Linked DNA regions of Homo sapiens: region 1 is linked to region 2. Evidence: read pairs that join two places in POLR2A ChIA-PET (ENCODE). Cell type or tissue: K562. All regions are shown on one strand. Each heading gives the region's core, and the rest is flanking DNA. Links, peaks and the distances in the headings are about the cores only.

Evidence for each region. ChIA-PET counts read pairs that join two places held together with the same protein. Peaks named below come from ENCODE experiments on the same cell type or tissue, not always from the same donor. Only the 100,000 strongest peaks of a DNase experiment are listed, where the experiment ranks them.
Region 1: POLR2A ChIA-PET joins it to region 2 with 5 read pairs; 3 of 35 experiments call an interaction of 5 or more read pairs at or near these places.

What each region holds. Positions count from the first base shown.
Region 1 is chrX:107,779,661-107,782,583 of GRCh38, reverse strand. The region is part of intron 1 of NCBP2L (nuclear cap binding protein subunit 2 like); the gene reads right to left. Among named protein-coding and RNA genes, the nearest start is that of NCBP2L, 3.4 kb to the right of the region's middle. In K562, for the core only: no CTCF peak of the experiment used is centred there; no DNase peak of the experiment used is centred there.
Region 2 is chrX:107,576,475-107,579,397 of GRCh38, reverse strand. All of the region lies in intron 13 of FRMPD3 (FERM and PDZ domain containing 3), which reads right to left. Among named protein-coding and RNA genes, the nearest start is that of FRMPD3-AS1, 32 kb to the right of the region's middle. In K562, for the core only: no CTCF peak of the experiment used is centred there; a DNase peak (open chromatin) is centred at 1,257.

The sequences.
Region 1 (2,923 bases), core at 122-2,621, 200 kb before region 2:
CAGTTACATGGGATGAATAAGTTCTAGAGATGTAATGTACAGCATGGTGACTATAGTTAACAATACTGTATTGTTCACTTGAAATTTGCTAATAGCGTAGATCTCACTGCACACAGACGCACACACACACAAAGATAACTATGTGAAGAGATGGATATGTTAGCTTGACTGTAGTCTATGTGTGTATATATGTGTGGGTATATATATATATATATTTATATATATATATATTTATATATATATATTTATATATATATTTATATATATATATTTATATATATATTTATATATATATATTTATATATATTTATATATATATATTTATATATATATTTATATATATATATTTATATATATATATTTATATATATATTTATATATATATATTTATATATATATATTTATATATATATATATAGCCGTGATGTACACCTTAAATATATACAATTTCAATTAAAATGTAAAATAAAAACAAAAAGTTTGTGGTTGAGAACATTAAAGCTCCCAAACCTGGCTACCTTTAAGAATCATCTGGGGATCTTTTAAAAGTATAGATCTCTGCCCAGTGCAGTGGCTCACACCTGTAATCCCAGCACTTTGGGAAGCCGAGGTGGGCAGATCACCTCAGGTCAGGAGATTGAGACTAGCCTGGCCAACATGGTGAAACCCTGTCTCTACTAAAAATACCAAAATTAGACAGAGCGAGACTCCGTCTCAAAGAAAAAAATATATATATATAAATATATATATCTCTCTATATATAGATATCTAGATATCTATATATAAATATAGATATCTATAGATCTATATATATAGATATCTATAGATCTATATATAGATATCTATATATAGATCTATAGATATCTATAGATCTATATATATATATATATAGAGAGAGAGAGAGAGATAGATAGATAGATAGATAGATAGATGATAGATAGATAGATAGATAGAATGATAGATGGATCCCAGGCTGGGTGTGGTGGCTCACGCCTGTAATCCCAGCACCTTGGGAGGCCAAGGCAGGCGGATTGCTTGAGCTCAGGAGTTCAAAACCTGCCTGAGCAACATGATAAAGCCCCATCTCCACAAAAAAAAAAAAAAAAAAAAATTAGCCGGGCGTGGTGGTACTCACCTGTAGTCCCAGCTACTCGGGACACTGAGATGAGAGGATCGCTTGAACCCGGGAGGCGGAGGTAGCAGTGAGGAGAGATTGCACGCCTGTAGTCCCAGCTACTCAGAAGGCTGAGTTGGGAGGACCCCTTCAGGCAGGCAGGCAGGCCAAGGCTGCAGTGAGCCGAGATCGTGCCACTGCACCCCAGCCTGGGCGGCAGAGCCAAATACTGTCCAAAAAAAAAAAAAAAAAAGCCGGCCTTCATGGCTCATGCCTGTAATCCCAGCACTATGGGAAGCCCAAGGCAGGCAGATTGCTTGAGCCAGGAGTTTGAGACCAGCCTGGGCAAAATGGCGAGACCTCGTCTCTACAAAATTTAGCTGGGCGTGGTAGCACACCCTTGCAGTCCCAGCTACTCAGAAGGCTGAGGCAGGAGGACCCCTGGAGCCCAGGAGGTCGAGACTGTAGTGAGCTGAGATTGTACCACTGCACTCCAGCTCTGGGCAACAGAGCAAGACCCTGTCTCAATAATTATAATAATAATAAGGCCGGGCTTGGTGGCTCCTGTAATCCCAGAACTTCGGGAGGCCAAGACGGGTGGATCTTAAGCTCAGGAGTTCAAGACCAGCCTGGGCAACATGGAGCAACCCCGTCTCTACTAAAAATACAAAAATGAGCCCTGCATGGTGGCATGTGTCTGTAATCCCAGCTACTCGGGAGGCTGAAGCACAAGAATCGCTCGAACCCGGGAGGCAGAGGTTGCAGTGAGCCGAGATTGTGGCACTGCACTCCAGCCTTGGTGACCAAGCAAGACTCTGTCAAAAAAAAAAAAAAAAAAAAGTGAACTTCCCAGGTGATTCTAATGTAGCCATCCTGGTGCAGATCCAAGGCCTGAAGTTTGGGTGGGGCTTAAGTGACACTGACTCAGGGTCAAGTCCCATTTCTGCCCCTTGCCAGCTGTGTAACCTTAGAAAACAATTCCATGTCTCCGAGAGCTATGAAAACAAGGCTGCCTCACAGGCTTGTGATGATGAATCAGTAGAAAATGACTATAAAGGTTTTAGCACAGTGCTTGGCATATAGTAAAGACTCATTCATCTAATATTGTTATTAATATATATAAGGAGGTTGGTCTAGAACTCTTCTCCCAGGCTGGAGTGCAGTGGAGCAATAATGGCTCACTGCAGTCTCAACCTACCCGGGCTCAGGTGATCCTCCCTGCGTAGCTGGGACTACAGATGCACGCTAGCATGCCCAGGGAATTTTTGTACTTTTTGTAGAGATAGTGTTTTGCCGTGTGGCCCAGGCTGGTCTTGAAATCCTGGCCTCAAGGGATCCGCCCACCCCGGCCTCTCAAAGTGCTGGGATTATAGGCATGGGCCACAGCACCTGGCCTTAGAACAGGGACCCCTAAAAATTCAGGGGAGGCTGGGCGCGGTGGCTCACGCCTGTAATCCCAGCACTTTGGGAGGCCGAGACGGGCGGATCACGAGGTCAGGAGATCAAGACCATCCTCGCTAACATGGTGAAACCTCGTCTCTACTAAAAATACAAAAAAATTAGCCGGGCGTGGTAGCAGGCACCTGTAGTCCCAGCTACTCGGGAGGCTGAGGCAGGAGAATGGCGTGAACCCGGGAGGTGGAGCTTGCATGAGCCAAGATCGCACCACTGCACTCCAGCCTGGGCGACAGAGCGAGACTCTGTCTCAAAAAAAAAAAAAAAAAAAAAAAATTCAGGGGATAGGCTGGGCACGGTGGCTCACGCCTGTAATCCCAGCACTTTAGGAGGCCGAAGCGGGTGGATCACCTG
Region 2 (2,923 bases), core at 238-2,737:
TACTGATAAAGCCCAAGAGGGAGTCCCTTCCCTACCATGTCCCCATTCTCCTTTTTTTTCTGAGACTTGAAGGAAGGTGATGTTTTCACTTTCCCAGTTGCTGGTTTAACTTCATCCTTTAGGCCCAATAGGCTGAGCCCTGAGTTGGACTTGCTGACAGCCAGTAGCTGCTGTGGGACAAGAATAGAGCTGGCCAGACCTCTTCCTCCCTTTTCTGAGAGACCAGGACCTAACCAGGCTGTGGCTTTGGACCCTGGGGGAAAAGCCCAGATAAGGTTGGGAGGATGCCTATTCCCTATTGGCCTTTGTTAAGGAACAACAGTTGGCATTGGGGCTTCTGTTCTGGGATGAAAGTAAGGGCTGGTGTAGGAAACTGATCTCAACTTCGGACCTTGGTCCTAAAAGTCTACAATATCAGGAACGGATAATCCCTTCACTGTAACCTGAGCTGAGGTCTCCTCAGTTGTGCCCTTCCCTTCTTAGCGGCCATGAGACAAAATGTGCACACCAAGTCCTAGAACTTTGCTGGGGCAGTGGCAGCTCAGTGAACCCAGGTAGAGCTGTGAGGCTCACTCTGCCCCACTCCACCCACCAAGAGCACCTAACAGTTCAAAAAGCTAAGTAACAGGGCCCAAGATTTAAACCATGTACCTAGGGAGATGATGCCTAGTTCAAGTTCTCATGTTTCTGGCCAGAAGAGATGGCGAAGGAAGAGCAGAACTTTCTGTAGGTCTCTGCCCCTAAGCTGATTATTTCTACCCCAAGAGGGAGAAGTACCACAAAAACAGAGACATCACAGTGGTCCATCTGGCTCCCGCATGGACACAGAGGCCCTGTGCTAGAGGCAACATGAGCCCCCATCATTCTGCAGGCCGAAGGCGGATCTCAGAAGTCAGGAAGGTGGTGGGGGGTGGGGTGTTTTAAAGCCACACCTAGCCCATAGAGAATGCAAGAAAACAGATTTGCCTTTGGAAAAGCAACATGGCATGTTGGAATGTGTTCAGTGAGGCTGCACTGAAGCACATATCCCTCTTGTGCTTGGTGCCACTATCCCCAGAGCAAGGGGAATACTTGGGGCCAGCATTGGCTAGGGTGCTGATGGGATGACAAAAAACTGTTTGTTAGGTAGGGTGGGACTACAGAGCCACCTCCAGTGCCTTCTGAAAGTGGATTCCCTCCAAATAATCTTCACTGTCACATTTGGTCTTTGGCTGGGCTCCAGGTTCTTCACTTTATCTTCCCTTTTCATTTTCTCCCTCTCTAGCCTGTTCAGTAGGAGGTATAGTTTACTTGGATGTGATTAGAGAGAGGAAGAGCAGAAGTGACAGTGATAATGCTAATGCTGGCTTTTTCATCATTCGGCCATCTGTAGGTTTGCTAGTATGGCCGCCCCTTCAGAGCTGTTCACCTGGAGACTTGAAGCAACTCAGCCCCCTGGTTTCTTACTATCCTAAGTCAGCTCCTTTGCTTTTCTATGTGGAATCTCCTTCATATGCCTTGGGGCCACCTATCCTTTCCCAAATCTGTGTTTGGTGCATTGCCATTTAGTTCCTATGGACAATGTCATGAGATGTAAACTCAGGCATGTCATGATGATCGTGATGAAGAGACAAGAGGTGAGAAGATGTGTGTGGGTGGGGGGTGTCCACAGCCTTCTAGGTCTGGGCCATCCATCAGGAGTATGTGTCTGCTCTCAAACACCTCGATCGAGATCTGATCTGACTACTGTTTGTTTGTTTGTTTGTTTTTGAGAGGGAGTTTTGCTCTGTCGCCCAGGCTGAAGTAAAAAGGCGGGATCTCGGCTCACTGCAACCTCTGCCTCCAGGGTTCAAGCGATTCTCCTGTCTCAGCCTCCCGAGTAGCTGGGATTACAGGGACCTACCACCACACTTGGCTTTTTTTTTTTTTTTTTTTTTGAGACAGTCTCACTCTGTCACCCAGGCTGGAGTGCAGTGGCGTGATCTCAGCTCACTACAACCTCCGCCTTCTAGATTCAAGTGATTCTCCTGCCTCAGCCTCCCAAACAGCTGGGACTATAGGTCCACACCACCACGTCCAGCTAATTTTTGTATTTTTGGTAGAGATGGGGTTTCACCATGTTGGCCAGACTGGTCTCAAACTCCTGACCTCAGGTGATCTGCCCACCTCAGCCTCCCAAAGTGCTGGAATTACTGGTGTGAGCCACCATGCCTGGCCTATTTTTTGTATTTTTTTTTTTTTTTTTTTTTTTTTTTTAGTAGAGACAGGGTTTCACCTTGTTAGCCAGGCTGGTTTCAGACTCCTGACCTCAAGTGATCCGCCTGCCTCAGCCTCCCAAAGTGTGATATGACTACTCAGAAAACCACAGCCTTGAAGAAAGAAATAGTCAAGCAGCAAGGGCAAGTGGGTTGAGAGTATTCAGCATGTGAGGAGAGCAAACTACTGGATGTCAGTCTCAGCTTCACTCATTATTTCTGGGTGCTGGGGTTGGGGAGCACTTACTGCATCTACATGAGCCTTAGGTCTAATATGTGAAGTACCTGTTCTTTGAGCCACCTCCTTTTCATCAGACCTTTATATTCATTTTCATCTTCACTTCAACTGAGCCAGAACACCTGTAAGTTTCCTCTAGATCTCTGCACCGCTAAGTTTGCCTTAGATCCAATGCAGCCATTTAATTGGCTCTATTTATCATGTTTGCTATTTTAATAATACATTCATTGGCTGACTCAATCACAATGTTGTCACAGGTATCCTTTGTGAAACAAGTACATGTGAAGGCCAGCTGTCTTTCCCACTGGGCTGTGCCAGCTAGGATATAGTGGTACAGTGTTGGCTCCTGGCAAATCAGGCACTGTTGGCACGGGGTGAGCACTAAGGCAGAGAAGCTCTTCCCTCCATGTCTTCAGGGTCCAAAGGGCCTCTGGCACAGCAAAAACCAACC